2 separate regions of the Homo sapiens genome follow, and region 1 is linked to region 2. Evidence: chromatin loops called from intact Hi-C (ENCODE). Cell type or tissue: CD4-positive, alpha-beta T cell. All regions are shown on one strand. Each heading gives the region's core, and the rest is flanking DNA. Links, peaks and the distances in the headings are about the cores only.

Region 1 (16,074 bases), core at 5,224-13,223, 340 kb before region 2:
CCGGAGTGATCTAGGTCGTGTGTCGTCTCTCCTTCTCCGCTGTTGCAGCACAGATGGAAATGGAATGGGTCTCGCTTGCAGTCTGTCACGACCTCCACTGACTTCTTCAGGGTGGTCGCTCGCGGTGGTCCTAAGGCGCTCTCATCCTCCACACCTCGCTGGGGGACCGGCGATCTCCTCCAAAGGGTCGCCCCAAACCCCGGCCGCGCCACCCCCAGCTCCAGGGGACCAGCAGCTGGCAGCTCCGCTCTCCCACCCTCAACAATGCCGGGTTTCCTCGCTTCTCCGGCTTTTACAAGAGGTCGGGAGAACGTTTGAATTGTGGTTGCTTCTTCTTTGAATCTTGCAACATTCCTGAAAGCCCTACGGAACCGAAATTTGGAGAGAACACAAATAACAAGTCTAAAAATTATCTTGCCACAGGATAGTAGGTGCTTCCTACCATTACCTAAGTAATTTGACACCATATATTATTTAATACACTTCAGGGTTATACATAAAGGTAAAATGTGAAAGCTTGCAACTAATAATTACAGCAATAAGCAAACACATGTTTTTCCTCTTTAGTTTCGCTTTTTAAAATTATCAAATTATTTTTATGGACACAGTAATCAAAATAGAAACAATTTAGCCTAGGAAATTTAGCAAGACTCCATCTCTACAAAAAGTTAAACAATTACTTAGGTGTGGTGGCTGGTACCTGTAGTCCCAGCTACTCCGAAGGCTGAAGTGGGAAAATTGCTTGAGCTGGGGAGGTAGAGGCTACAGTGAGCTGATCACACCACTGCATTACAGCCTGGGCAACAGAGACCTTGTCTCAAAACAAGCAAACAAACAAATATATTTTACATTTTTAAAAAACACCCACATAACCCTATCACAAAAAAATCCACCAAGCTAATATTTTCATATTCTTTTCCCATTTTAGTATGTATATATCAGTACACATATTTTATGTCCTGCCCTTCTCACTTATTATTGATTTCCATGTTACCAAGTCACCTTGTTTCCATATAAGCTTTATGAAATTAATTTACAGGAACTACATGACACTGATTATAATATGCACATATCCTTCAACCTATTATCCACTCCTCAGATTCTACTTAAGTATTCTTTTTTAAGTATACTACAGTCTTTTCTCCCCTGTAAGTTTTTCATTTCTTCCCACATTTAGAGGAAACAATGCTTTCCACATCTTACTGCACCCCCTGGCTCTCTTCTGCTCAGTAACAGCAACTGTCTCAGTCAAGCGCCTCTCTGTGGAACACTGCTGTTCCTTCACAGACAAAGCCATAAAATCAGTGAAAAGCAGAGCCAGCTGCTCGCCCACTGCTAGAGGAAGAGGTCATCTCTCTTGCCTTTTATCCCATCTCAAAACATGTTATCCCTCTAATGCCTTTAGAGTTCCCTGGACTGGGCATACAGAGGTGTCCTCAAAGTGTTTTCAGAACTCTGATAATATAGGAGCAAAATCTGCTGAATCTTCCTTCCTAGAAACAAAAGTGATAAGGCCCAACCTTGAAATCTAGATGAAAATCCTGAATGTAACTTCATCTTTCAAGTTTCTGCAGTGGTTTCCAAAATGCATTTCACAGGGAGCTGTTTGGCATAGGTCAATGAAGAATGGATTTTCTGTTCCCAGAACCTTAAAATATTTATACTCTGTGCATATTCCAGAAATCAACAATAGCCCCCTACTGCCCATCACCAATTCTTCCATAAATAGATAAAGCACCTAATAGGTAACTCCCTGACAGTGGCTAGAATCAAGTGTTCATTTAATGGCCCCTTAGAGTTTCTCAGAAGTTTCTGGAGAAAATGGGAAGAATGATGTTAAAGTGCAGTCAGGTGTCACTTAACAGGAACATCTGAGAAATACGTCACAATTTCACCATTATGTAAACATCTTATGCTGTACTAAACCTAGATAACATAGCTTACTACACACTTAGGCTACATGGTATAGCCTATTGCTTCTAGGCTATAAACCCATACAGCATGTTGCTGTACTGAATGTGGCAGGCAATTGTAACACAATGGTAAGTATTTGTTTATCTAAATATATATAAACATAGAAAAGTTAAAGCATTGCATTATGACATTACGATGGCTTATGACAGCTATGATGTCACTAGGAAATAGGAATTTTTCAATTTCATTATAATTTTATAGGAGCACCGTCATATATGTGGTCAAATGTTGACCAAAACATTACTATACAGTACCTGACTATAGTTCCTTTGCTTTATCCCTGACTCCTACTCCAAAGTTTGGCTCTATCAACTGAGCAAAAGATAGAGGAAAAAATACTGTTTTCTTTCACTATGAAGGTAAAAAATATAACAAAGTCTTCTCGGAAAAATTCCTATAAAATCCAAGGTTAGAACATTTGGAAATAGCAAAAAAGATTATTGGGTATCTCAAATGGAAAACTAAGCACTATTTAGAACCCACCTTTCAGGTTATCTGATTGTACCTTTCCATTGCTTTTGAATTATTTTACAACTCTGTAAATTGTCAATAAGTGATAACAATGCAAAGTTAGTGTTGTTTACAAAGACATTTTGTTAGAGATCCAATTTTCTGCCCCCTGTTGAAAAAGTCAGTTTCTCCATCCATTTGTAAATTCATTTCAGTATTGCTTTGCTCCACATAAATTTGTGCTTCTTTGACTTCTCCTTTGAACTCATTGTTTAACATCTTACTATTTCTTCATTTATAATGACTTAAATAAAATCTTTAACACATGTTCATTTTATATCTGTATAGAGTCATAATTTTACCCCTCTGTGAAAATCATCCTTAGCCAGGCACAGTGACTCGTGCCTATAATTCCAGCACTTTGGGAGGCCAAGGCGGGAGGATCACTTGAGCCCAGGAGTTTGAGACCAGCCTGGACAACATAGTGAATTCTCTGTGTTAATTTCACTTTTTAAAAAAAAAATTTTTCCCCTCGTACAAACTCTCAGTCTCCCTGTGACTGAACATCACCAATGATGTTCTGAAAGACTCAGGTGAAAAGTGAAGGATTGAGGTAGAATTTGTTGTCTGAGAACAGATCTAACAGCCAGAACAAATAAGTCCTGCATAGGAAGCCAAGTTGGGAGCCAGCGAGGAAGGATAAGGGGGCAGGGACTCAAAGTAGGTGGTCCACTTTCCCTTTGGGGGTAATTTCATCCTTTGGGGGTAATTTCATCTCTACAAAAAATAAAAATAGAAATAAAAATAAAAAATTAGCCAGATGTGATGGCACATGCCTGTAGTCCCAGCTACTCAAGAGGCTGAAGGGGGAGAATTGCTTGGAGGTCAGGGCTGCAGTGAGCCGTGATTGTGCCACTGCATTCCTGCCTGAGTGACAGAGCAGTGCCACTGTGACAGAGTGTGCCACTGCATTCCTGCCTGTCTCAAAAAAAAAAAAAAGTGAAAATCATCCTTTAACAAGGTCAAGCCTTCCAATTTCAATAAGAGGACTGGGAAAATCTACCCCTACGTTCAAAGAATTGCTAAATAAAATACAACAATAATTCTCTTGAGTAGCTAAACTCACAAGTTATAAAGGAGAATCTCCAAGTGCCAGAGTGAAGAAGGAATGGAAAACTGAGCACAGCAGATAATCCTGTGGCTGTCCTAGAAGCTACAAAGGGACTAGAGATAAACTCTTGAATCCACAAAGGTTAGGGAGGTGAAGGTGAATAAATTGAGATCTTTGAGTTAAAAAGTGGACCAGCATGAAATGTATCTACTACCAAGTCAGAAAGATGCTTAGGAAGCTTATCTTCCTCTTTTCTGGACTTTGGAGTCCAGAAAATAAAACGTATTTATTTATTTGAATTTTAAAACTTTGGGCCTAATTACCTCAACTCAGATCTGGTGTAAAATTATTGTTATTATTATTATTATTTGAGACAGAGTCTTGCTCTGTTGCCCAGGCTGGAGTGCAGTGGCACAATCTCAGCTCACTGCAACCTCTTCCTCCCGGGTTCAAGTGATTCTCCTGACTCAGCCCCCCGAGTAGCTGGGATTACAGGTGCCGGCCACCACACCCGGCTAATTTTTGTATTTTTAGTAGAGACGGGGTTTCTCCATTTTGGCCCAGCTGGTCTCAAACTCCTGACCTCAGGTGATCCACCCACCTAAGCCTTCCAAAGTGTTGGGATTACAGGCGTGAGCCACCGCACCCAGTCCGGTGTAAAAATTTTAGAATCCAAGAACTTTAACCCCCAAACCTCGGCTGAAAAATTAACATAAAATAATGTGAGATTAGCAATATCCTTGGGTCCCATGGCTCTTTGCAAAGCCAATGCCCGTTTATGAAAGAATATTTCTACAACTCAAGCCACTGACAATTTTCAAGGAAAACACAGCCCCCACTAAAGATGGGCTACTGTAGAAAATTGTTAAAGCAATGAATTATTCCACCATAAGTGAGAGTCAGTAAACACAAGTACCAAAACTTGAGACAATAAAAAAAAACTGGAAGAAAATAAAATAATTATGTTTAAAATTATTAAAAACATGTTTTTAAAAAAATCACAACCTCTGGTATGAAGAAAGCCAAATTAAAAAAAATAATTAAAAAAGAAAAAGAAAACCCAAAGAAAATAAGACCTTATTTAAAAAACAAGGAAGATTGCAGAAAAAATCTTAAAAGGAATCAAATAGAAATTTTAGAAGTTAGCCGGGCATGATGGTTCACACCTGTAATACCAGCACTTTGGGAGGCCAAGGTGGGTGGATCACTTGAGGTCAGGAGTTTGAGACCAGCCTGGCCAACATGGAAAAACTCCGTCTCTACTAAAAATACAAAAATTAGCCAGGCGTGGTGGCGGGCACCTGTAATCCCAGCTATTCGGGAAGCTGATGGAGGAGAATTGCTTGAACCTGAGAGGAGGAGGTTGCAGTAAGCCGAGACTGTGCCACTGCACTCCAGCCTGGGCAACAAAGCAAGATCCTGTCTCAAAAAAAAAAAAAAAAGAAAGAAATTTTAGAAGTGAAAAGGAATTATCGGAACTTCAAAGCCACAAAAGACGAGCAAAACAACCCATTAGACCAAACTAAAGAGATCATTATCAAGCTAGGAGGCAGATGAGAAAATGACCCAAAATATTGCTGAGAGATAAAAAGAAGGGATTGCAATGAAGAGATTAGGAAACATAAAGACAACACGAGAAGTTTAAACATATTTTAATAGGAATTCTGGAGGGAAAGAAGAGAATTCTGGAAGGAAAGAGAGAGAAATTTGAAGAGATGAGCTAGGCACACAGTGGCTTGCATCTGTGGATCACTTGAGGCCAGGACTTCAAGACCAGCCTGGACAACATAATGAGACTCCCAATTCGACAAAAAAAAAATTTAAAAATTAACCGGGAGTGGTGGCACAAGCCTGTAGTCCTAGCTATTTGAGAGGCTAAGGTGGGAGGATGGCCTGAGCCTGGGAGGTCAAGGCTACAGTTAGCCCTGATGGTGCCAATACACTCCAGCCAGAGCAACAGAGAAAGACTTTGTCTCTGAAAAATAAAATAAAACAAAGAAATAAAAACGAAGAAATTTGAAGAGATAAAGGGCAGAAAAGTTTCTAGCCTTGGTGAAAGACATAAACCCCAGATTCAAAGATCACTATGTTCACAAAGTTAGAAAAGTAAAATAGACCTACTGTCCCACGTAACTTAGTGAAACTTCAAAACACCAAAGTCAAAGATAAAGTCTTTTAATACATTTTAAAGATGCTGAGAAAAAATATATATTACAAAGAAGGACAATAAACTGGCTAGGCACAGTGGCTCACACCTGTAATCCCAGCACTTTGGGAGGCTGAGATGGGCAGATCACTTGAGGTCACAAGTTCAAGACCAGCCTGGCCAACATGGTGAAACCCCATCTCTTCTAAAAACACAAAAATGAGCAGGGTGTGGTGGCACACACTTGTAGTCCCAGCTACTCAGGAGGCTAAGGTGGGAGGATCACTGAGTCCAGGGGGGTTGAGGCTGCAGTGAGCTGTGATTGTGCCACTACACTCCAGCCTTGGAAACAGAGCAAGACTCTGTCTCAAAAAAAAAAAAAAAAAAAAAAAAAAAAGGACAATAAAACTGATAACTGACTTTGTAACAGCAATAATAGAGACGCCAGGAAATAATCTGATCAGCGACCATGGTGACTTGAGACCAGCCTGGGCAACAGGATGAAATCCCATCTCTACAAAAAATACAAAAATTAGCCGAATGTGGTGGCATGCACCTGTAGTCCCAGCTATTAGGAAGGCTGAGGTGGGAGGATCACTGAGTCCAGGGAGGTTGAGGCTGCAGTGAGCCACAATCACGCCACCGCACTCCAGCCTGGGCGGCAGAGTGAGACCCTGTCTATAGATAAATAAATAGAATAACATCTCATGGCTGAGGGAAAATTATTGTCAACCTAGAAGTGAATACCCAACTCATTCAAGAGAGAAGGCAAATTAAAACATTTTCATGCGAAGAGATGAAAGAACTTGTCATTGATAGTTGCTGAAAGAACACTAAGGAATGTACTTCAGGAAAAAGAAAATGGAATCCAGAAAGAATGAGATGCAAGAAGGAATGATAAGCAACTTAAAAACAAAAAAAGCACATGCTTATAAAAAACAATAATAATAGCTAATTTGGGCAAAAATACTAGATGACATTAATGTAAAATATGGAAGAGATAATTGAAATCAAAGTATTTTACAGTCTTTGTTCAAGAAGAAAGTAGAAATAAAGATTCATTTTAGACTTCATCAAATATACCTGATTATGTTTAAAAGGTGTTTTTGAGAGAATAGAGATAGAGCGTGTAACTATGAAAAACACAGAGGGGAGAATATCATAAGGAAATCTCAAATGGACGCTCTCCCAAATGCGCCAGCGTTCTCCCATACGCAGTATCAGGCCTCCTGTAACTGCTGTGCCCACACACCACAGAGGGAGATAGAGACCCAGCCCTCCACCCAGCTCTGCCCAAGAACAAAGGTAAAAATAGGTATGGTGGTAAGAACAAGAATGAATCTGAAATGAGAATGAATCTGAGAAGGAGAATGGACCAGTAAGCTCAGATAATCTACATGTTGGCAAATGGACAGTTAGAAACAACATTGTTTTGTTTGTTTGTTTGTTTGTTTGTTTGAGATGGAGTTTCACTCTTGTCACCCAGGCTGGAGTGCAATGGCACAATCTCAGCTCACTGCAACCTCCACCTCCCAGGTTCAAGCGAGTCTCCTGTCTCGGCCAGGCTGGTCTCGAGCTCCTGACCTCAGGTGGTCTGCCTGCCTCTGCCTCCCAGAGTGCTGGGATTACAGGCATGAGCCACCGCACCCGACCGAAACAACATGTTTTGTTGGTCAAAAGAAATTGAAAGAAAAAGTTTGGATAAAGACTTCGGACATTATATGGCTGGGCTTGCAAGACTACTAGACAACAAAGTTACATAATTTTACATTACATTACAAATAAAGCTGGACATCTAAAGGTCCAAGTTGAGCTTCCAGGTCAAACCACTGTCAAAAGCAGGTTACGTCTGTTCCAGGAGAGCATGCCTAAATCCAGTCAATGACACTGGAAATGATGAAGACACCGGGGATATTTAAACTGAACTCAACATTTTACATTCCAGTTTTTCAGAGAATTGCTGCACAATTTGGATGATAGCCACAATCCAGGAAGAAGACTAGATCATCAGAATGAGTGAAGTTTGTTAAAGCAGACTGATTTTTGATGTTTGTTTTAAAATTGTATGTTTCTTTCACAACTTATGATACTGATTTACCTTAAGACAAATGTTAAACCTACTTGTTCTTTTGTCGTAAGGAATTTATTTGGATGAAAGACAATAACATCTGTTGTTTAGAGAAAAAAGGAGAAAATGCGTTGCTAGTTTTCCTGCTGTGACCACTTCCACCTCCAGTAAATGGATGTTTTGAATAATTCTATGCCCTATAATTATCATGGACTATGTATAAACCCCCAGTTTTAACTAGTTTGTGTACTGATTAAGGTCCTAGGGGAGGCAGAAATCTGCATTTCATATCATAATGCATGGGTCTGGTTTCATATTTTAGTAGCTTGTGGCTATTTTTCTTTTTTACAAATGTTGACATTATACACATTCTTCTCGTAACCTTATGTTACAGAGCAAGACTGTGTCTCAAGAAAAAACAACAATCTTACGTTGTCACCACAAAAAAAAAATCAACAAAAAGGCATTTCTAAATACAGCTGTAGGAAGTTGGGTTTGAATTTGTAAGATTAGTAGTTGTGGAAATTGAACACTGGGGGGCACCCAATCATTATAAAAATACTAACATTTATTCACTTTTTAAAATATAATGTGATTGAAAAATTTCACAAAGAAGAGGTTTTTGTAATCCTTTGCTAAATATGGAGTTTAAAACTTTTTATTTGGAAATAATTTCAAAGTTATAAAATGTTGCAAAAAAATTTTTTAAACTACCAAAAACAGCCATATTTACCCTTTACCAGATTTACCTATTCAACATTTTATACCATTCACTTCATTATTTTCTCTCTCTTTCTCTCTGGATATAATTATTTTCCTGAACTATTTGCGGGTAAGTTATATACCTCATGGGTCTTTACCCCTAAATATTTTGGCGTGTATTTCCCAATAATGGGGTTATTCAAAAGAGTCTATCTTTTGATAGTAAGCATTACATATATTATTTTTACAGTACAAAAGATTATGATAAAAATGTCGTTTTCCCCCCAAAAGCTACATGGTAAGCTACAGTTTTCTGTACTTTATGTAAGTATAAATTATGATTTCTAAATGAAAAAACAATTTCATATTAATTTCTACAAATTAAGCCTTTCTCAAATTATCCCTAAAGTGGGAGAGAGGAAAGAAATACAACTTAATCACCACCAGTTTCTGAAATAGAAGAGCCACAGGTAAACACTACAGTAAATAAAATGTTGCCGGGCATGGTGGCTCACACCTGTAATCCCAGCACTTCAGGAGGCTGAGGTGGGTGGATCACTTGAGGTCATGAGTTCGAGACCAGCCTGGCCAACATGGCGAAACCCTGTCTCTACAAAAATACAAAAATTAGCCTGGCATGGTGGCGCATGCCTGTAATCCCAGCTACTTGAGAGGCTGAGGCACAAGAATTGCTTGAACCCAGGAGGCAGAGGTTTCTGTGAGCCGAGATTGTGCCACTGCACTCCAGCCTGGGCGACAGAGCAAGACTCTGTCTCAAAAGAAAAAAAGAAAGAAAGAAAAAAGAATATGCCATGCTGGAAATCCCAAATCCCAATCAATCCAACAGAAAGAAGTTAAAAGTAAGCAAAATAATAAAAACTAAAACGTACAGTAATCAGAAAGGCAATAAATATGAGAGTAAAAATAAATCCAAAACATTACTAATTTTAATATATGCAGATGAATTAAACAGTATTTTCAAACTACATAAAAACATAATTATAATCCACATGTTTATACTAGATACTTAAAACGCAAGGACATAGAGAGATTGAACATAAACGAGCAGAAAAAAATACTTTTGGATGCAAACTGCATCCAAAAGAAAGGTGAATACATATATTTATTACACATATTATTTGAATATATAAATATATATTTGAATATGTATTGTTCAGTATGTTTGAATGTATACAGTTGCCCTAGGTATCCATAGATTGGTTCCAGGACCCTGGCAAATACAAAAATCTGTGGATGCTCAAGTCCCTTATATAAAATGGCACAATATTTGAATATAACCTGATATATATTCAATATATATATATTGAATATATAATAAAGTATATGGCATTCTCCCATATACTTTAAATCATCTTTAGATAACTTACAACATCTAACACAATGCCTACATATCATTTCATTCATGTAAATTCAACACAGTACTAGGCATGGCAAGTTCAAGTTTTGCCTTTTGAAACTTTATGGAATTTTGTTCTGAATATTTTCAATCTTTGGAGGGTTGAATTCACAGATGCACACAGATATGGAGGGCCAACTATGTATTTGAGTATATACATATCTGTGTGTGTGCATATATCTATATATATATATATATACTAAAGATTATATGTAACCGTAATATCAAATATAATAGACTGTAAGTGAAAAAGCACTATTAGAGATTCGGATGGATGTTACATAATGAAAAAGAAACAATCTATCAGACAGATATCTCTAAATTTGAATATACTTAACAGAGCCTCAAAATATTTAAAGAAAAATATACAGAAATATTGGAAGAAATTTACAAGTCCATAAACCTCTATCAAAAAGTAAAAAACTGATAAGAATCTAGATGTAAACAACATAATTAACAACTTGAACAAAGAAACAAACACAGAACTGGCACCAAAAACTAGAGAATACACTTTTTAAATTATTATTATTATTATTATTATTATTATTATTTTGAGATGGAGTCTTGCTCTGTCGCCAGGCTGGAGTGCAGTGGTGCGATCTCAGCTCACTACAACCTCTGCCTCCTGGATTCAAGCGATTCTCCTGCCTCAGCCTCCCGAGTAGCTGGGATTACAGGCACGCACCACCACGCCCACCTAATTTTTGTATTTTTGGTAGAGACGGGGTTTCATCATTTTGGCCAGTATGGTCTCGATCTCCTGATCTCGTGATCCACCCATCTCGGCCTCCCAAAGTGCTGGGATGACAGGCATGAGCCACCACTCCCGGCCTATTATTTTTAATCATATATAGTACATTATAAAAAGTAACCACATAGGGATACCGTCACTCTGATACATTGCTGAAGGGAATATAGAACAGAATAACCTCAATGGAAGGGAATTTGATAATACTGAACTGCATTTATCCTTTGGCTCAGAAATCTTACTTCCAAGAATTTATCCTAAAAACACACTTGCACAAATATGAAAAGATATAATACATAAGGTAATTTATTTCAGTTCTATTTGTAATGGCAAGAGACTGTAAAACTAATGTCTATGAATAGTGACTGGTTGAATAAATCATGGCACATCCTGATCATGGAGCTATAAAAAGAAGTGAGGAATATCTCTATACACTTACATGGGCTGATGCCTAGGATATATATTTTTTGCTTTTGGTTTCCAGGATATATTTTAAGTGGAGAAAGCAAGATAAAGAAAAGGGTATCTGTGCAATCCTACCATTTATCTAAGAAAGTGAATATTTATATATCCATATCTCTATTATCCATCTCTTAATAAAAGCGTAAAAGAAAGCCTTTTTTAAAAAGGTTATCTAAAACCCAAGAATTGTTCCCCTAGGTACATACCCAAGAGAAAAAAGAAATCACATATGTCCAACACAAAAACTTGTACATGAATGTTCATGGCAACATTATTCATAATAGCCCCCAAATGGAAACAATCCACATGTCCATCAACTGATGAATGGGGAAACATATCAAAAAGAATGAAGTACTGATTCATGCTCTAAAATGAATGAGCCTTGAAAACATTATGTTAAGTAAAAGAAGTCAATCACAAAAGGTCACATACTGTATTATTCCATTTATATGAAAAGTCCAGAGTAGGCAAATCTAGAGAGAAAGTAGATTCTGTGGTTGCTAGAGGTTAGGGGAAGGGGGAGGAGCAATGAACATCAATAGGTATGGGGAAGGGAGTGATAGATACAAAGTTTATTTCTGGGGAAATGAAGTATTCTGAAATTTGGTAGTAATGATGTTGCATAGCTTTGTAAAATATACTAAAAACCACTGAAATGTACACTTTAAAAGGGTGAATGTTATGCCATATTAATCTCACAAAATATTGTAACCTTATCAATAGGAAGAGACAAGAAAGTAGAAAGAACAAGAATAGGAACTGAAGGCAGGCACAGTGGTTCACACCTGTAATCCCAGCAATTTGGGAGGCTGAGGTGGACAGTTCGCTTGAGCCCAGGAGTTGGAGACCAACCTGGCAACATGGTGAAACCCCATCTCAGCACACACAAAAAAATTACAAAAAATTAGCCCGGCATGGTGGCACACATCTATAATCCCAGCTACCCAAGAGGCTGAGGTGGGAGGATCACATGAGCCCAAGAGGTAGAAGCTGCCTGTAGTGAGCTGTGATCATGCCACTGCACTCCACCCAGGGCAACAGAGTAAGACCCTGTCTCAAAGAAAGAAAACAAGAAATAAGAACTAGATTTCTCTGAATATACCTAGTTTAATAGATTTGATATTAAAACCAAGAAAATATAATATATAGTTACTAAACTGAATTAAAAATATAAAAGCAACCACTAAGATTCTCTTTCTGGCATGGCAACCTGAGGACCTCCATGGACCCACTCCACAATGAAACTGGTGAAAATCATTAAAAAACAAAATTTAAATTCTCTAGAAATGGTCTTAAGGCCATACAGCAAATGAAGAAACATTTATTCGAGAAAACCTACTAAAACTGGCCGGGCATTGTGACTCATGCCTGTAATCCCAGCACTTTGGAAGGCCGAGGCAGGCAGATCACCTGAGAAGTCAGGAGTTCAAGACCAGCTTGGCCAACATGGGGGAACCCCATCTCTACTAAAAAATACAAAAATTAGCTGGGCGAGGTGGTGCATTCCTATAGTCCCAGCTACTCGGGAGGCTGAGGCAGGAGAATCACTTGAACCCAGGAGGAGGAGGTTGCAGTGAACCAAGATGATGCCACTTGCACTCCAGCCTGGGTGACTGAGTGAGACTCCATCTCAAAAAGAAAAGAAAAGAAAAGAAAAGAAAACCTACTAAAACTAGTTAGGAATGGTAAGAGTCTATGGCATTTGAGTCATGACCAATTTCCTTCCCCTTCCATATTCAGAGTGATGGGAACCCTACTCCAGGTAGACACAGCCAAGAACACAGGGCTCCCTCTGCCCTCACCTCCCATCTAGAGGGCTGCAGTATCTTCCCATCAGGGCAGCATGTCTCCATTTCTCCTCCTTTCCCAGCTACCTGTTGCAAAGGCTAAGTTCTGGGTGGTGTAGCCGAAAGGTGGGAGCCCCCTTCTTCTACCCAGCCCCCACTCGTGGGATACAGAATCTACTGAGAATACTGGGTCCAATCCCCATCACTCCAGCCCATTCATATAGCAAAGGTTCCATGCCAGCACAGGCAAGTCAAGAATACCAAGGGCTATAGAGCAGAAATTGAAGAAATTGAGTACAGAAAAACAATAGAGAGAATTAATAAACCTGAAAGTTGGTTCTTTTAAAAGAGCAACAAAGTTGACAAACCTTTAGCTAGATTAACCGAGAAAAAGAGAGAAGGCTCAAATGAAAGAGGAAATGTTACCATTAATGTTACAAAATAATAATGATTATAAAGGAATATTGTGAACAACTGTATGCCAAGCAGATAACAGACAAAATGAACAAATTTCTAAAAAGACACAAACTACTAACACTGAATCAAGAAGAAACAAAAAATCTGAACAGACCTCTAACAAGTAAAGAAATTGAATTTGTGGGTGGGCACAGTGGCTCACACCTGTAACTCCAGCACTTTGGGAGTCTGAGGTGGGAGGATCACTTGAGCCCAAGAGTTTGAGACCAGTGTGGGCAATATAGCGAGGCCCCATCTCTACAAAACAAAAAGTAAATAATTAGCTGGGCGTGGTGACATACACTTGTAGTCCCAGGTACTTGGGAGGCTGAGATAGGAGGATTGCTTGAGCCCAGGAGGTCAAGGCTGCAGTGAGTCATGATCGTGCCACTGCACTCCAGCCTAGGTTACAGAGGAAGACCCTGTCTAAAGGTGGGGAAAAAAAGAAATTGAATTTGTAACAAAACAACTATCCACAAAGAAAAGCCTAGGCCCAGATGGCTTTATTGGTGAATTCTACAAAACATACAAAGAATTCATGCCAATTCTTCACAAGCTTTTCCAGGAAACCGAAGAGAACAACTCCCGACTTATTCTACGAAGCCAGTATTACCCTGATAACAAAACCTACACAACAAGAAATGAAAACTACACCAAGATCTCTTACGAACATAAATGTAAAAATTCTACAGAGATACTAGCAAACCAAAATCTCTACCTGAAAAAGGGCATCTTCAAAAAACTCACAACTAACATCATACTTCATGGTAAACAACTGAATGTTTTCTTGTTCTTGTTAAGATCCAGAAGAAAACAAAGATGTCTACTGTTGCTGCTTTTTTTTTTTTTTTTTTTTTTTTGCCCAGGCTGGAGTGCAGTGGCAAGATCTCCGGTCACTGCAACCTCTGCCTCCCAGGTACAATCAATTCTCCTCTCAGCCTCCCAAGTAGCTGGGATTACAGGTGTGCACCACCATGCCCGGCTAATTTTTGTATGTTTTGTAGAGACGGGGTTTCACCATGTTGGCCAGGCTGGTCTTGAGCTCCGGACCTCAGGTGATCCACCTACCTTGACTTCCCAAAGTGCTGGGATTACCGGCGTGAGCTACCGCACCCAGCCCACTGTTGCCACGTCTATTCAATATTGTACTGGAGGCTAATTCTGACCAGGGTAATTAGACAAGTAAATGAAAGAAAAGGCATTCAGACTGGAAAGGAAAGAAGTAAAACTATCTCTATTTGCAGATCAATCTTGTGTGTGGAAAATCCTAATTCACTAAACAACTATTAGCACTAGTAAATGAGCTCTACAAGGTTGCAGGGTACAAGATCAATATACAAAAACAACTGAATGTCTATACAGTAGCAGTGAGCAAAAAGAAAATAAAATTAAGGAAAAAATTCCACTTACAATGGAATCAAAAAGAATAATGTACTTAGAAATAAATTTAACAAGAACAAAACTTATATTCTGAAAACTACAAAACATTGTTGAAAGACAGGAAGGAAGGCTGGGCAAAGGGGCTGTTTGTAATCCCAGCACTTTGGGAGGCCGAGGTGGGAAGATCACTTGAGCCCAGGAGTTTGAGACCAGCCTGGTCAACATAGTGACACCCTGTCTCTACAACGAAGTACAAACAATTAGCCAGCCATGGTGACGAGTACCTGTAGTCCTAGCTATTCAGGAGGCTTACGCAGGAGGACCACTTGAGCCCAGCAGTTTGAGGCTTCAGTGAGCTACTCCACTAAACATGCCTGGGTGACAAAGCAAGACTCTGTCTCTTTAAAAAAGCTTTTTTTTAAAGGGATACAAACATAAAATTAAAGACATAAATGAAAACCTATTTCACCATACCTCATACATTTGAAGATGTATGTACCTCATGCCCAGACATTCCAAATTCCAGACTAGAGAAATTCTGTATACAGTTAAACAAGGAGAAAATATATTAATATAAACACCCATATTCATTACAACCCACATTGCAAACAAGTGGGAACAAGTGGAAACAACTTCAGTATCCCTCATAAGGAAGTTAGATAAACAAATGTGGCTTATCTATAAAAAGTATACTCTATAAAGCAATTCAAATGAATGAAACAGATCCACTGAAGAAACCTCAAAATGATGTTGAGTGTAAAGTTTCATACGACAATGTACAGTTTGATACCACCTCTTTAAATCTTAAAAGTGTACAAGGGTATGTTTTATTTATAAATGTATACATGTATTCTAAAAGTATCAGAAAAATATGTAAATAGCCTACATTGACTTTAGGGGGCAAATAAGGGGTATTTTCATCCTACCTGTAACATTTTGTTTATATTTTTAAAAAGAGATTTGAAGCAAATATGGCAAAATTTTAACAACTGTGGCATATTGATAATGACATGTAGACATCTCATGTTATTTCATGTATATTTGAACTTTTTATAATTAAAATATTTAAAAATCTAGCATACTGAATTTTTATCTGATATCTGATATGAGGCACAATTTGCTCATTACTAAAAAACAAACAAACAAAAAAGAGGGCCAGGTGCAGTGGCTCATGCCTGTAATCCCAGCACTTTGGGACACCGAGGCAGGAGGATCACTTGAGGCCAGGAGTTTTAGGCTGCAGTGAGCAATGATCGCACCACCGTACTCCAGCCTGGGTGACAGAAAGAGACACTCTAAAAAAAACCCCAAAAAACAAAAACAAACAAACAAACAAACAAAAAGACTGAAGGCTACATTGAAGTGTGGTAACT
Region 2 (16,074 bases), core at 6,847-14,846:
TGGAGGAAGATATTTGCAATATATGTATTTATATCAGAATAAGCAAATAACTCTTACAAATCAATAACAAAAAGACAAGACAGAGACTGAGACAGGAGGAGATTGCTTCAGCCTAGGAGTTTGAATCCAGTCTGGGCAACATAGTGAGGCCCTATCTCTATTGAAACAAAAAAAAAGGGGGGGGGCTACCCTTTTTGGGTCCCCTCCCTTTGTATGGGAGCTCTGTTTTCACTCTATTAAATCTTGCAACTCTCTTCTGGTCCATGTTTGTTATGGTTCAAGCTGAGCTTTTGCTCACCGTCTGCTACTGCTGTTTGCTGCTGTCACAGACCTGCCGCTGACTTCCATCCCTCTGGATCTGGCAGGGTGTCCGCTGTGCTCCTGACCCAGTGAGGGGCCCATTGCTGCTCCCAATTGGGCTAAAGGCTTGCCATTGTTCCTGCACGGCTAAGTGCCCGGGTTCGTCCTAATTGAGCTGAACACTAGTCACTGGGTTCTACGGTTCTCTTCCGTGACCCACGGCTTCTAGTAGAGCTATAATGCTCACCACATGGCCCAAGATTCCATTCCTTGGAATCCGTGAGGCCAAGAACCCCAGGTCAGAGAACACGAGGCTTGCTGCCATCTTGTAAGCAGCCCACCGCCATTTTGGAAGCAGCCCACCACCATCTTGGGAGCTCTGGGAGCAAGGACCCCCCAGTAACATTTTGGCAACCACAAAGGGACCTCCAAAGTGGTGAGTAATATTGGACCACTTTCACTTGCTCTTCTGTCCTATCCTTCCTTAGAATTGGAGGAAAATACCAGGGACCTGTCAGCCAGTTAAAAACAATTAGCATGGCCGCCAGACTTAAGACTCATGTGTGAAGCTATCTGGGGAAGGGCTTTCTAACAATCCCCAACCCTTCTGAGTTGGGAACATTGGTCTGCCTGGAGCCAGCTTCCACTTTCAGTTTTCCTGGGGAAGCCAAGGGCCGACTAGAGGCAGAAAGCAGTCATCCCAAACTCCCGGCATTAGCTGGTTGAGATCATGGCGCAGCCAGAAGTCTCTACTCAACAGTCGCCCATGCGGGCGCTCCTACCTTTCCTTCTGACCCATACCTCCTGGGTCCTGACCATGACTTTCTTGAAAGTGTAGTCCCAAAATTCTCCTTACCTCTGAATCTACTTCCTCTGATCCCTGCCTCCTAGGTACTAATGGTTCAGACTTTCCTTTCCTCTAGCAAGTTGTAACTCCAAAGGGATCTAAGGAAGCTCTACACTGTGTCCTTAGGCATCTAGGCTATAAACCCAGGGAGTCTTATCCCTGGTGTCCCTCCCAATTTAGGTATACAGCTCTCAACATGGGCTGTATACCTGCCCCAAGTTTGTAATGGCTAAGAGAGAGAGACAGAGAGGAGAGAGAGAGACAGAGAAGAGAGACAGAGAGAAAAAGAGGGAGTCAAAGAGAGAGAAATATAGAAATAGTAAAAAAAAAAAAAAAAAAAAAAAAAAGTGTGCCCTATTCCTTTAAAAGCCAGGGTAAATTTAAAACCTATAATTGATAATTGAAGGTCTTCTCCATGAGCCTATAACACTCCAACACTACCTTGTTGTCAGTGTAAACAAAGGCATAGCTTGAAAATACTGAGACCACTGACAACCCGTAGCCTTCCTATGACAAATCCTTAACCCAGTAACCCGCAGATGGCCCTGGCCCAAATGCATTCAATCTGTAGCGGCAACTGCTTTGCTAACAGAAGAAAGTAGAAAAGTAACTTTTAGAGGAAACCTCATGTGAGCACACCTCACCAGTTCAGAATTATTCTAAGCCAAAAAAAGCAAAAAGGTAGCTTACTAACTCAAAAATCTTAAAGTATAGGGTTAGTCTGTTAGAAAAAGGTAATATAACACTAACCACTGATAATTCCCTTAACCCAGCAGATTTCCTTACAGGTGATTTAAATCTTAATTACCATACAAAGGTCTGACCAGACCTAGGAAGAGCTCCCTTCAGGACAGGATGATAGATGGTTCCTCCCAGATGATTGAGGAAAAAACCACAATGGGTATTCAATAATTGATAGGGAGACTCTTGTGCAAGCAGAATTAGGAGAATTGCCTAATAATTGGTCTACTCAAACTTTCGAAATGTTTGCACTCAGCCAAGCCTTAAAGTACTTACAAAATCAAAAAGACTATCTCAATCCTGACTCAAAAGGTTACCTACACCCTCTCTGAAACGAATTTGCATAAGAACTGTTGTTTATGGGAGTGCATCTTGATGGGGCAGCTGGTTTGTTAGGAAATACTCAGGAACCCAGCCCAGCTCTAGAACTCACCCCTGAGCACAAAGGCAATGTTGGGCACGCTGTTAAAGGAGCACTAGAATCCAGTAGCCTGGACCCCTTTCTTTGCGGTCAAGAAAGGTGGGAAAAGGGGTGCAGGACTGCTACATCAGTGAGTGTAAATAATCCGATAAGCAGAGGTCCATGGGTGGTTACGCACCCTGGAAAGGAATAAGCATTAGGACCATAGAGGACACTCTATGACTAATGCTCATCGGAAAATGACTAGGGGTGCTGGCATCCCTATGTTCTTTTTCCCCACAAGGCAAAAACGCCCCTAAGATGTATTCTGGAGAATTGGGTCCAATTTGACCCTCAGACGCTAAGAAAGAAATGACTTATATTCTTCTGCAGTACCGCCTGGCCATGATATCCTCTTCAAGAGTGAGAAACCTGGCCTCCTGAGGGAAGTATGAATTATAACACCATCTTACAGCTAGACCTCCTTTGTAGAAAAGAAGGCAAATGGAGTGAAGTGCCATATGTACAAACTTTCTTTTCATTAAGAGACAACTCGCAATTATGTAAAAAGTGTGATTTATGCCCCACAGGAAGCCCTCAGACTCTACCTCCCTACCCCAGCATCCCCTCGACTCCTTCCCCAACTAATAAGGACCCCCCACTTCAACCCAAACGGTCCAAAAAGAGATAGACAAAGGGGTAAACAATGAATCAAAGAGTACCAATATTCCCCAATTATGCCCCCTCCAAGCAGTGGGAGGAGGAAAATTCAGCCCAGCCAGAATGAATGTAACTTTTTCTCTCTCAGACTTGAAGCAAATTAAAAGAGACCTAGGTAAATTCTCAGATAACCCTGACGTCTATACTGATGTTCTACAAGGGTTAGGACAATCCTTTGATCTGACATGGAGATATATAATGTTACTGCTAAATCAGACACTAACCCAAATGAGAAAAGTGCCGCTGTAACTGCAGCCCGAGAGATTGGCATTCTCTGGTATCTCAGTCAGGTCAATGGTAGGATGACAACAGAGGAAAGAGAACGATTCCCCACAGGCACGCAGGCAGTTCCCAGTGTAGACTCTCATTGGGACACAAAATCAGAACATGGAGATTGGTGCCGCAGACATTTGCTAACTTGCGTGCTAGAAGGACTAAGGAAAACTAGGAAGAAGCCTATGAATTACTCAATGATGTCCACTATAACACAGGGAAAGGAAGAAAATCCTACTGCCTTTCTGGAGAGACTAAGGGAGGCATTGAGAAAGCATACCTGTCTGTCACCTGACTCTGTTGAAGGCCAACTAATCTTAAAGGATAAGTTTATCACTCAGTCAGCTGCAGACATTAGAAAAAAACTTCAAAAGTTTGCCTTAGGCCCAGAACAAAACTTAGAAACCCTACTGAACTTGGCAACCTCGGTTTTTTATAATAGAGATCAGGAGGAGCAGGCGGAATGGGACAAACGGGATAAAAAAAAAGGCCACCACTTCAGTCATGGCCCTCAGGCAAGCAGACTTTGGAGGCTCTGGAAAAGGGAAAAGCTGGGCAAATCAAATGCCTAATAGGGCTTGCTTCCAGTGCAGTCTACAAGGACACTTTAAAAAAGATTGTCCAAATAGAAATAAGCCACCCCCTTGTCCATGACCCTTATGTCAAGGGAATCACTGGAAGGCCCACTGCCCCAGGGAATGAAGGTCCTCTGAGTCAGAAGCCACTAACCAGATGATCCAGCAGCAGGACTGAGGGTGCCCGGGGCAAGCGCCAGCCCATGCCATCGCCCTCACGGAGCCCCGGGTATGCTTGACCATTGAGGGCCACGAGGTTAACTGTCTCCTGGACACTGGTGCGGCCTTCTCAGTTTTACTCTCCTGTTCCGGACAACTGTCCTCCAGATCTGTCACTATCTGAGGGGTCCTAGGACAGCCAGTCACTAGATACTTCTCCCAGCCACTAAGTTGTGACTGGGGAACTTTACTCTTTTCACATGCTTTTCTAACTATGCCTAAAAGCCCCACTACCTTGTTAAGGAGAGACATTCTAGCAAAAGCAGGAGCCATTATACACCTGAACATAGGAGAAGGAACACCCGTTTGTTGTCCCCTGCTTGAGGAAGGAATTAATCCTGAAGTCTGGGCAACAGAAGGAAAATATGGACGAGCAAAGAATGGCCATCCCATTCAAATTAAACTAAAGGATTCTGCCTCCTTTCTCTACCAAGGCAGTACCCCCTTAGACCTGAGGCCCAACAAGGACTCCAAAAAATTGTTAAGGAACTAAAAGCCTAAGGCCTGGTAAAACCATGCAATAGCTCCTGCAATACTCCAATTTTAGGAGTACAGAAACCCAATGGACAGTGGAGGTTAGTGCAAGATCTCAGGATTATCAATGAGGCCATTGTTCCTCTATACCCAGCTGTACCTAACCCTTATACTCTGCTTTCCCAAATACCAGAGGAAGCAGAGTGGTTTACAGTCCTGGACCTTAAGGATGCCTTTTCCTGCATCCCTGTGCATCTTGACTCTCAATTCTTATTTGCCTTTGAAGATCCTTCGAACCCAATATCTCAACTCACCTGGACTGTTTTACCCCAAGGGTTCAGGGATAGCCCCCATCTATTTGGCCAGGCATTAGCCCAAGACTTGAGCCAGTTCTCATACCAGGACACTCTTGTCCTTCAGTACATGGATGATTTACTTTTAGCCGCCTGTTCAGAAACCTTGTGCCATCAAGCCACCCGAGCGCTCTTAAATTTCCTTGCCACCTGTGGTTTCCAAACCAAAGGCTCAGCTCTGCTCACAGCAGGTTAAATACTTAGGGCTAAAATTATCCAAAGGTACCAGGGCCCTCAGTGAGGAATGTATCCAGCCTATACTGGCTTATCCTCATCCCGAAACCCTAACGCGACTAAGAGGGTTCTTTGGCATAACAGGCTTCTGCTGAATATGGATTCCCAGGTATGGCAAAATAGCCAAGCCATTATATACACTAATTAAGGAAACTCAGAAAGCCAATACTCATTTAGTAAGATGGACACCTGAAGCAGAATCGGCTTTCTAGGCCCTAAAGAAGGTCCTAACCCAAGCCACAGTGTTAAGCTTGCCAATGGGGCAAGACTTTTCTTTATATGTCACAGAAAAAAACAGGAATAGCTCTAGGGGTCCTTACACAGGTCTGAGGGATGAGCTTGCAACCTGTGGCATACCTGAGTAAGGAAATCAATGTAGTGGCAAAAGGTTGGCCTCATTGTTTATGGGTAGTGGTGGCAGTAGCAGTCTTAGTATCTGAAGCAGTTAAAATAATACAGGGAAGAGATGTTACTGTGTGGACATCTCATGATGTGAACGGCATACTCACTGCTAAAGGAGACTTGTGGCTGTCAGACAACCATTTACTTAAATATCAGGCTCTATTACTTGAAAGGCCAGTGCTGCAACTGTGCACTTGTGCAACTCTTAACCCAGCCACATTTCTTCCAGACAATGAAGAAAAGATAGAACATAACTGTCAACAAGTAATTGCTCAAACCTACACCACTCGAGGGGACCTTCTAGAGATTCCCTTGACTGATCCAGACCTCAACTTGTATACTGATGGAAGTTCCTTTGTAGAAAAAGAACTTCGAAAAGCGGGGTATACAGTGGTCAGTGATAATGGAATACTTGAAAGTAATTCTCTCACTCCAGGAACTAGTGCTCAGCTGGCAGAACTAATAGCCCTCACTTGGGCACTAGAATTAGGAGAAGGAAAAAGGGTAAATATATATACAGACTCTACGTATGCTTGCCTACATGCCCATACAACAATATGGAAAGAAAGGGAATTCCTAACTTCTGAGGGAACATCTATCAAATATCAGGAAGCCATTAGGAGATTATTATTGGTGGTACAGAAATCTAAAGAGGTGACAGTCTTACACTGCCAGGGTCATCAGAAAGAAAAGGAAAGGGAAATAGAAGGGAACCGCCAAGTGGATATTGAAGCAACAAGAGCCACAAGACAGGACCCTCCATTAAAAATGCTTATAGAAGGACCCCTAGTATGAGGTAATCCCCTCTGGAAAACCAAGCCCCAGTACTCAGAAGAAGAAATAGAATGGGGAACCTCAGGAGCACATAGTTTCCTCCCCTCAGGATGGCTAGCCACCAAAGAAGGAAAAATACTTTTGCCTGCAGCTAACCAATGGAGATTACTTAAAACCCTTCCCCAAACCTTTTACTTAGGCATTGATAGCACCCATCAGATGGCCAAATCATTATTTACCGGGCCAGGCCTTTTCAAAACTATCAGGCAGATAGTCAGGGCCTGTAAAGTGTGCCAAAGAAATAATCCCCTGCACTGCAGGTCATACATTTCAATCCCTGTATCTTTAACGTCCTTGTTAAGTTTGACTCTTCCAGAATCAAAGCTGTAAAACTACAAATCGTTCTTCAAATGGAGCCCCAGATGCAGTCCATGACTAAGATCTACCGCAGACCCCTGGACCGGCTTGCTAGCCCATGCTCCAATGTTAATGACATCGAAGGCACCCCTCCCAAGGAAATCTCAACTGCACAACCCCTATTATACCCCAATTCAGCAGGAAGCAGTTAGAGTGGTCATTGGCCAACCTCCCCAACAGCACTTGGGTTTTCCTGTTGAGAGGGGGTACTGAGAGACAGGACTAGCTGGATTTCCTAGGTCGACTAAGAATCCCTAAGCCTAGCTGGGAAGGTGACTGCATCCACCTTTAAACACAGGGCTTGCAACTTAGCTCACACCTGACCAATCAGGTAGTAAAGGGAGCGCACTAAAATGCTAATTAGGCAAAAACAGGAGGTAAAGAAATAGCCAATCATCTATTGCCTGAGAGCACAGCAGGAGGGACAATGATCAGGATATAAACCCAGGCATTCGAGCTGGCAATGGCTACCCTCTTTGGGTCCCCTCCCTTTGTATGGGAGCTCTGTTTTCATTCTATTAAATCTTGAAACTGCAGGGAAAAAAAAAAGTCCAATAGAAAAACAAGCACACGACCTGAACAAACACTTTCACAAAGAAGAGAGCAAAATGACCAAAAACATATGAAAAGGTGCTCAAATTTATTAGTCACCAGAGAAATGCAAATTGAAGCCACAATGTATTGTATCACAATGTAATACAATATACCCACCAGAATAGCGAAGATGCAGGCAATAATGTGGAACAATGGAAAACCCTCACACACTTTCAGGTAGTTTAAATAGGTACAAATAGCCTTTCAACATGTGCTAATTTATGACCACAATATTTCTTCTCTATTCACTTTCACTAGATTGTGCAACCCTTCCTACCCCCATACGTATCAAGAATTTCAAGACAAATATCAGAGTGTTAAGTTCTATTCAGGTCTAAAATTGTATCCATGTGAGAGATGTTAATGGGTTAGGGAACTGGGGTTGTGTGGACACCTAGCCACTGCCTGGTGAGCATTCCCCCCCCCTTTTTTTTTTTTCCTGCTCTGTGATACATTTCTAAGAAAATCAGAGTCTGATTTTAATCCTGAGGCTGTGGTATTTTCTATAGTAGGAGCAAGCAATCTTAAAGCAAGTGGGTCTGCAAGCCAGCTGGGGCAGCACCACAAATCCAGGAACTTCTATGTGTGGCTTCAGACATCTCTATGGTTTCCACCTGGCTGGCTTCCTAGCCCTCTGTTTGCATGCGCTCCTGTGCCTCTTACAGCCTGCTTCTGGTTTGGGATTCGGGTCTTGGCTCTTGCAACTAGACTCTCACTTGCCTGCTGCCTGCTCCAGGCTCTGCCTCAGCCTTAGCTCTGCCTTGCAGGCATCATCATCATCTATGTGTAACTCCAAAGTACTGGGCATGGAAAATCAAAGCAGGACTAGGAGTGTTCACATTGAGGTGTGGTCAAATATTTCATGGGGTGGGAGGGCAGGAGGAGAGCTTAATCAGGGCACAGAGGTCCAGGTAGCTGAAGTGAACATTCTTGTCAGCCCAATATCCGGTCACTTTTCTTGTAACAACACACTGATTATCCTTAAGGAAATGTTGCTTCTGCTCTCTCAGTTAATATGATTTGGATAAAGCTAAATCCATCCCCAGTTCCAGGATGCTGAGGTGACTACAGACTGGCCAAACAGAACATTATGTTTCCCTGGCCACAGAAATGGATGCAGACATGGCCATGTGACTCAGAGCCTTGGTAATATAGTTGGGGGAGAATTGCTTTTTCTGCAGGGAAGTCTGAGAAGAGAGAATGAAAGTGTAGGATTTGGCTAGTAGACATGGCCATCTTGCTGGTAGGAATGGATACTCGCCTTAGAAAAAGACAAACTGCAGAACAGAGACAGAAGAGAGACCAGGCCCCAATGACAATGTTGGAACTCCTCAGTCCATCTGTGTGGAAAGGCAGGACTACCTCCAAACTTGTCAATTATGTGAGTCAACTAATGTTCTTTTTGTTTAAGCCAATTCAAATCGGGTTTCTGCTACCAAATAAGTCTAATTCCACAGGCAGGACTATCAGGGGTTTTCAAAAATAGTTTCTGTAGGGAGGCACAGATTCAAGGAAGGCATCTGAGGCAGCACCATGAGTGAGAAAGGAGATAAAGTGGGCAGAACCATGGGCCCCGACTCTGCTTTATCCACATCAGCTTTGTGTGTATCTGTTGTACATGTTGGGATTCCACATGAAATTTCATGTGAAAACTAGATTTTGCTGGTAAAAAATCTGCAAACCCACTGGGTGAGATAACTGAGGAACAAGAAGAAGAAACACCAGAATGTGATTTTTTTCCCAGAAAGAAGTTTATTTTTATTTACCTGTTGTGTAACATATTTTAATGATAGCTTCCCAATACTTAAAGGCTTTTCTGATGTGATTGGTGGTGATAGTAACTACTGTGAGTTTTTTGATATTATAAAATATGATGATTTAATTTTCATAATACATTGAATCAATATACTTCAAATGACTAATGCATGGGGAAGATCCATTCAAAGTGTAAGATACACCAATGGATTTTAATGAAACAGATTTGAAAAGTTCACTGATACAGTTTCAGGTTCTACTTTGCGACTAACCCTTAATACATTACCCCTTGTAGAGTTTTGGTGTAGTATCAAAGAAGAATAGCCACAAAGCTATTAAAATTCTTCCTCCCTTTTTCAACTAAATATATATGTGAAGTCAACTTTTCTTCATATATTTCAGCCTAAACAATGTATCACAGCAGATTGACTGCAGAGGCAGATATGAGAATACAGCTGTCTCATATTAAGCTGGCCATTAAACAAATGTACAGAAATGTAAAATAATGCCACTCTTTTTACTATTTTTTTCTTGGAAAATATAATTGTTTTCCATAAAATACTATTTCAGGTAAATATATAATAGGTTTTGTTGTTATTTTAAATAAATAGATAAATACTTAACAATTTTTCAGTTTTAATTTCTAATAGGATAAATATTAACAGGTGTGACCCAGATAAACCAAAGTACTTTGACGTCCTTAATTTTTAGGTGCATAAAGGGGTCCTGAGATAAAAAAGTTTAAGAACCACTAGACTAGTGGATAGTTAGGTATTTAACACATAAGCATACAAATAAGGATGTAATTGTAAACCTGGGTGTATTAGTCCATTTTCATACTACTATGAAGAAATACCTGAGTCTGAGTAATTTATAAAGAAAAAGAGGTATAATGGATTCAGTTACACGTGTCTGAGGAGGTCTCACAATCATGGCATAAGGCAAAGGAGGGGAAATGACACATCTTATGTGGTGGTAGCAGGCAAGACAGCGTGTGCAGAAGTGCCCTTTGTAAAACCATCAGATTGGCTGGGTGCATTGGCTCATGCCTGTAATCCCAGCACTTTGGGAGACCGAGGCAGGCAGATCACTTGAGGTCAGGAGTTCGAGACCAGCCTGACCAACATGGAGAAACCCCAACTCAACTAAAAATACAAACTTAGCCGGGTGTGGTGGCACATGCCTGTAATCCCAGCTACTCAGGAGGCTGAGGCAGGAGAATCGCTTGAACCCGGGAGGCAGAGGTTGCCGTGAGCCAAGATCATGCCTTTGCACTCCAGCCTGGGAAACAAGAGTGAAACTCCATCTCAAAAAATAAACCAAAAAAACCATCAGATTTTGTGAGACTTATTCACTATCACGAGAACAGCATGGGAAAACCCACCCCCATGATTCAATTACCTCCCGCCGGGTCCCTCCCACAACATGTGGGGATTATGGGAGCTATAATTCATGATGAGATTTGGGTGGGGACACAGCCAAACCATAACACTCAATGAGTGATATAAAGGAAAAGAACAAGGTGCTAAGAGAGATGAACCAGGAGACCTAATTTAGATGGGGGATGGTGTCAGAGATGGTGCTACTAAAGAAGTGGTTTTTAAGCTGTTCTGAAGCAGGAGATGGGGGTAAAGATTGTTGTGGGCAGTGGGAACAGCAGGAAAAAGCCCCCGAAGTGGGAACAAGCTTGGTTTGGGTGGAGCATGGTGGTGAGAGGAGAGTGGCATGAGAGGAGTCTGGCAGGATATGAAGCAGGGGCTAAACCTTGCAGGCTCTTGTAAATCATGTGAAGATTTTGGCATTTTTGTCCTAAGTGCATAGAAATGATCATAATATGGATTACTCTAACATAATTCATCAGGCTTGAATTTTTTAAAGATAATCAAGATTCAATTTTTTTTTTAAAAGATAATTGATTGCTGTGTGGTGCTGTGTGGAAAAGGGATTGGAAGGGGACAAGAGAGAAGGTGAGGAGAGCAGTCGGACGGCTATTGTAATAGTCCAGGTGAGAGATAGTGGTACCTGTATCATGGAGACAGCAGTGCAAATGGAGCTATTTCAGAGCTATTAATACCACTTACAGGTTTTGCTGCTGCATTGGAGTGGAAGAGGGGATGACTCCTAGGTCAGAGCAATCCTATACACTATGCTTAGTGACACCAATCCTAAGTATCACCAAAACTAAATACCCATTACATCAATCTGTATAAATATTTTAGGTTTGTAGGCGTGTGTGCCTATATATATGCATGTGATTAAATTGCCCACGTTTACTTTTAGTTATGTGGTTATGAAATTTAAAAAGTCACTCTCATAGCACCACCTTGTGGACAGTAATAAAAAGTGTGTGTGTGTGTGTGTGTGTGTGTGTGTGTGTGCGCGCGCGCGCACGCGCGCACGCATTGTTGGATTCAATCACTAGGAGAAAACACAATACAAGTTCTCCAGAAAGTTTACCAGTTATCAGCCACCCCAAGTCCTTCTTGGAAGGAGAGGGGATAGGAATACATTCGGAAGAGTTAAAGTTAAACTGGCTATTCTGAAAATAACAGGTTAAATTCATTCAGACTAGATCCTCTCTGGTTGATTTTAACATAGTCATTGACTAAAAGTATCATTTATTCAGATAGCCCCTGACAACCCATAATAATACTTTTTGTTTTTTTGCCGAAATATGTTTTTTTCAGTGCATTTACCACTTATCTTCATCAGATTACGGGAAGCATTTTTGTATAAATATCAAGCCTGATGGAAATGGATTTATCTTAATTCCTCACTTAAGTTCCGAACTCACCTAGAATTGCATCCTCTGAGACTGGGCTTTTCTTTTTTCTTTTTTTTTTTTTTTCCGAGACGGAGTCTCACTCTGTCGCCCAGGCTGGAGTGCAGTGGTGCGTTCTGGGCTCACTGCAACCTCCGCCTCCCGGGTTCAAGCAATTCTCTGCCTCAGCCTCCCGAGTAGCTGGGATTACAGGTGCCCACCACCACGCCTGGCTAATTTTTGTATTTTTAGCAGATACGGGGTTTCACCATCTTGGCCAGGCTGGTCTGGAACTCCTGACCTCATGATCCACCCGCCTCAGCCTCCCAAAGTGCTGGGATTACAGGTGTGAGCCACTGCGCCCAGCCCTTCTTTTTCCCTTTTTTTTTTTTTTTTGAGACTGGGCTTTTCTTGCCGCCATCTTGAATCTGATTTGGTTTTCTCTGTTGCGCTTTTTTGCTGGCGTCATTTTCCTCACACCTTAGCTCATCATTCTATCCTGTTCTATTGCTCTGGGCTTCTCAGGAGACCTCTTTCCTTCACAAGACTGGCTTCTCCAGGTGTTAGAAAGTGTCTCTACATGTGAAGCAGATCCCTCTCTTAATTTCCCAAACAAAGCACAGGGAATATCAGGCTAGAATGTTTAACATCTTAATTTAAACACAAAGGAATTACAATGCAGGAAAACCTAAAATGTTACTTCTCCTGATCGTGTCTCTGCTTTAAGAAGCCCCTTGGACTTCTGACAACTTGCCGTTCTCTGTCACTTGGCTGTGTTCCCTAAATGTTGGTCCAGGCCCTGTGCAAGGCTCCCAGCTCTGGCAGCAGCATTAGGGTGGGGAGAGCCTTTCTTCCCTCTCCTTAGGCGTCCTCCTTCCTGTTCCCACGATGATTGATGGAAGAAATGCCTGCCCTTACCTACAGGGCATGGTTTCTAGACACAGTTCAATTCTCATTTTTCTCCTCTGTCTCTGGCTATTTCTTCTGCGCCTGCTTTCCAGGCTCTTCGCACACTGCCTGACTGCTGACACGAGAATTCCTAAGGGCTCAGCATTAGGCCCAGCTATCTTCTTGCTTCATACTCTCCTTGGGCAGTCTTACCCCAGGCCACCATGTTACTTACCCTTAGTGACTCCCAGGTGTATTTATTTCTCTGGTCCAAACCTCTCCATTGATTTCCAGATCCTTATTTCTGATCCATTAATCTACCTTTCCACTTGAATGTTTCATGTCTAAGACTAGATGTGTGATTTCTTGCCCTCAAAATCTGGTATGTTTTGAGTGTTTCCAAGTTCTGTGAAGGTACAACCTTCCATCCAGTTATCAAATCAGAAACCTAGAAGTCATCCTTGATCCTTCTTTCTTTCTTCCTCATCTCCCTCCCCATGCAACCTATTTCAGCCTTCTCCATTTTACCTACCAAGAGGTGTCTCCTGAGAGGCCCACTTCAGTCTACTTTAATTGCCTCCATTCTGTTCTGACCATCTCTTGTCCACACCACTGCCTAACTAACTAGTCTCCGCATGCCTAACTGGTCTCTGCATGCACTTGGGGCTCTCTCCAATCCATGTTCTACTCTGAGGCATGTGTTCAAAATGCAAATCTTACCAGGCCACTTAAAACCTTTCCAAGGTTTCTCACACCTTATAGTCTACACTGCCTTGCGGTGGCCCCACCTTTTGCTCCAGCTGCTTCACAACCACTCTTTAGCCCCACAGGCTTTTCTGTTCCTCAGGCGCATTCACCACAGGGCTTCACATCTGCTTGCCCTTCTTCCCCTTACCCTGTTATCTCTATGCAGCCTTCTTACTTCAGCTAACCATCTCTTCCTCAGACATGCCTTTTCCTTTTCTTTCAGTTCTTTATTATAAGATTGACGCACCCAAAATCTCTTCCCTTAGTTTTCAAGTTTATCTTTATTAAAGTGCTTTTTGATTAATTGCCATCTCCTCAGAAGAGCCTAAGTTTCATAAGAAAAGAGGGTGTGCCACATCTGATTTTGCTCGCTGTGCTGATTTTCCCCAGCATCAAGCATAGTGCCTGGCACATAGGGCATGTTAAAAAACATTGAATGGCCAGGCATGGTAGCTCATGCCTGAATCCCAGCACTTCGGGAGGCCAAGCGGGCAGATCACTTGAGGTCATGAGTTAAAGACCAGCCTGGCCAACATGGTGAAACCCAATTTCTACCAAAAAATACAAACAAATTAGCCAGAGTGGTTGTGTGCACCTGTAGTCCCAGCTACTTGGGAGGCTGAGGCACAAGAATCGCTTGAACCCGGGAGGTGGAGGTTACAGTGAGCCAAGGTCACACCAGTGCACTCCAGCCTGGGCGACAGAGTGAGACTCCATCTCAAAAATAAAAATAAAAATAAAATAAAAAACATTGAATGAATGAATGAATGAATGATTATGTCTCTAAGGCCCTGACAAGGGAATTACAACCATTAACAGAAAATGCAGGCCCAGGTGTGGCTGAAGAGTGCCCACAGCCTGGACAGCTCAGGTCCAGTCTCAGCCAGTTGCTATTCAGGGTTATTTCCACAGTGTGAAGTGAAGGGAATCTTAGGCCTCCCCCAACCTGGCCTGCTCCTACGGGTCTTGTGACATTGGTGAGAATGTTCTTGGAAAAATGATTCACACATCTTGTCTAAGAGCAAACAATAATTCGGGGGAATGTTCCAGTCTAAGTTGATATTTGAAAGAGGAAAATAGTTGCCATCGCCTCAAGGGTTCATTCCCACTAAAGACACAGTCAGTTTAGATGACTAGTCAGAAAAATTAATATCCCCGTCTTCAAGCAAACAGCTTTCTTCTGCTTTGTATTTGAGAAGCTGAAAAAAAAGTCATTTTTCTCAAAACAAAGTTTAAAAGTGAACTAATGGCTCTGAGAAACTTCCAGTTATTTTTATTTTTTTATTTTATTTTATTTTATTTTTTTTGAGACGGAGTCTCGCTGTCGCCCAGGTTGGAGTGCAGTGGCGTGATCTCGGCTCACTGCAGGCTCCGCCTCCTGGGTTCACGCCATTCTCCTGCCTCAGCCTTTTGAGTAACTGGGACTACAGGTGCCCGCCACCTCGCCTGGCTAATTTTTTGTATTTTTAGTAGAGATGGGGTTTCACCGTGTTAGCCAGGATGGTCTCGATCTCCTGACCTCGTGATCCGCCCACCTCGGCCTTCCAAAGTGCTGGGATTACAGGCGTGAGCCACCGCGCCCAGCCACTTCCAGTTATTTTTAAATAACATGTCTCCACTCTGAAGAAAAAAATCAAGTATTACCGGGTACCCTGTTTATAAGATAAAATAACTTATTTTCACTGAACATTGATATACAAAGTAATTAATAGTTTTATATATCAAAATTATACTTTTACATCTAAAACGTAGGTACTTAATCTTTCCTCCATTATTTTACTTATTTATAGACTTGTTCCAGGAATAATTTAACCCAAATTACAATACCATATAAAATATGGCAAACTAACATAAATTATAAACAAATTAAAAATTCAAAGGAGGAATAAGGGAAGGAACATAAAATGGATACAAGAATGAGGTCAATTTAAAAGTTGGCTTTTGTAAGGACCGATACACTACCCGACAGTCATCCTGCTTTTCTTCCTTCTACAAAACCCTGATTTTGTTCTAATATCAAGTGCCCTGTTCTCAGACTCAGAGGATGAACCATGATGATCTGAGTCATGGATCCCCTAGCTAGACAGCTCTTGTTAAAAGGAATATCTTTATTGTTTGCGACTTTTCGTGAGATCTCTTACTTGCAGCTGAGCAGTTCCTTACTAATGCACTGGTGTGTTTTTTAATTCAGCTCTAAGCAGTCAACTCCAAAAGAGACATTCAGTAAGAAACAATGTAGTGTCCATAAAACAAAAAACAGGCCCGCACCTCAGGAAAAGCACAATGTAAGTAAGATTAAGACCACATAAGCCCAAAGTCTGTAGGGATCCACTTATTTGTCCAGTGTATTTAAAATCCCCAGTGAAAACACCAATGATAAAGATACTATAATCCGCAATTCAAGCCTAATTGCCTTTCTCTTCTGACATAATTTATTATTCACCTTGAAGTTTCATTTCCTACATGGTCCTTAAGTTAAAACATTATTCTTTGAGCCAAATGCAAATGCATTTAATAAATGAATTTGAATGAATGCAGAAAGATTGTTCTTTGGAAACTAACCTTGGGATTGTGAATACAGTGCCCTAAGTCTGTGAGGT

Evidence for each region. Peaks named below come from ENCODE experiments on the same cell type or tissue, not always from the same donor. Only the 100,000 strongest peaks of a DNase experiment are listed, where the experiment ranks them.
Region 1: a loop joins it to region 2, with 27 times the contacts of the local background. A loop is called at or near these places in 25 of 110 quality-filtered maps.

What each region holds. Positions count from the first base shown.
Region 1 is chr3:150,520,398-150,536,471 of GRCh38, forward strand. No RefSeq gene overlaps it. Among named protein-coding and RNA genes, the nearest start is that of SERP1, 18 kb to the right of the region's middle. RefSeq lists enhancers at 1-200, 201-701 and a silencer at 14,172-14,291. In CD4-positive, alpha-beta T cell, for the core only: a CTCF peak has its summit at 8,326 (motif pointing right); a DNase peak (open chromatin) is centred at 8,274.
Region 2 is chr3:150,854,073-150,870,146 of GRCh38, forward strand. No RefSeq gene overlaps it. Among named protein-coding and RNA genes, the nearest start is that of MINDY4B, 43 kb to the right of the region's middle. In CD4-positive, alpha-beta T cell, for the core only: CTCF peaks have their summits at 11,390 (motif pointing left) and 11,594; a DNase peak (open chromatin) is centred at 11,439.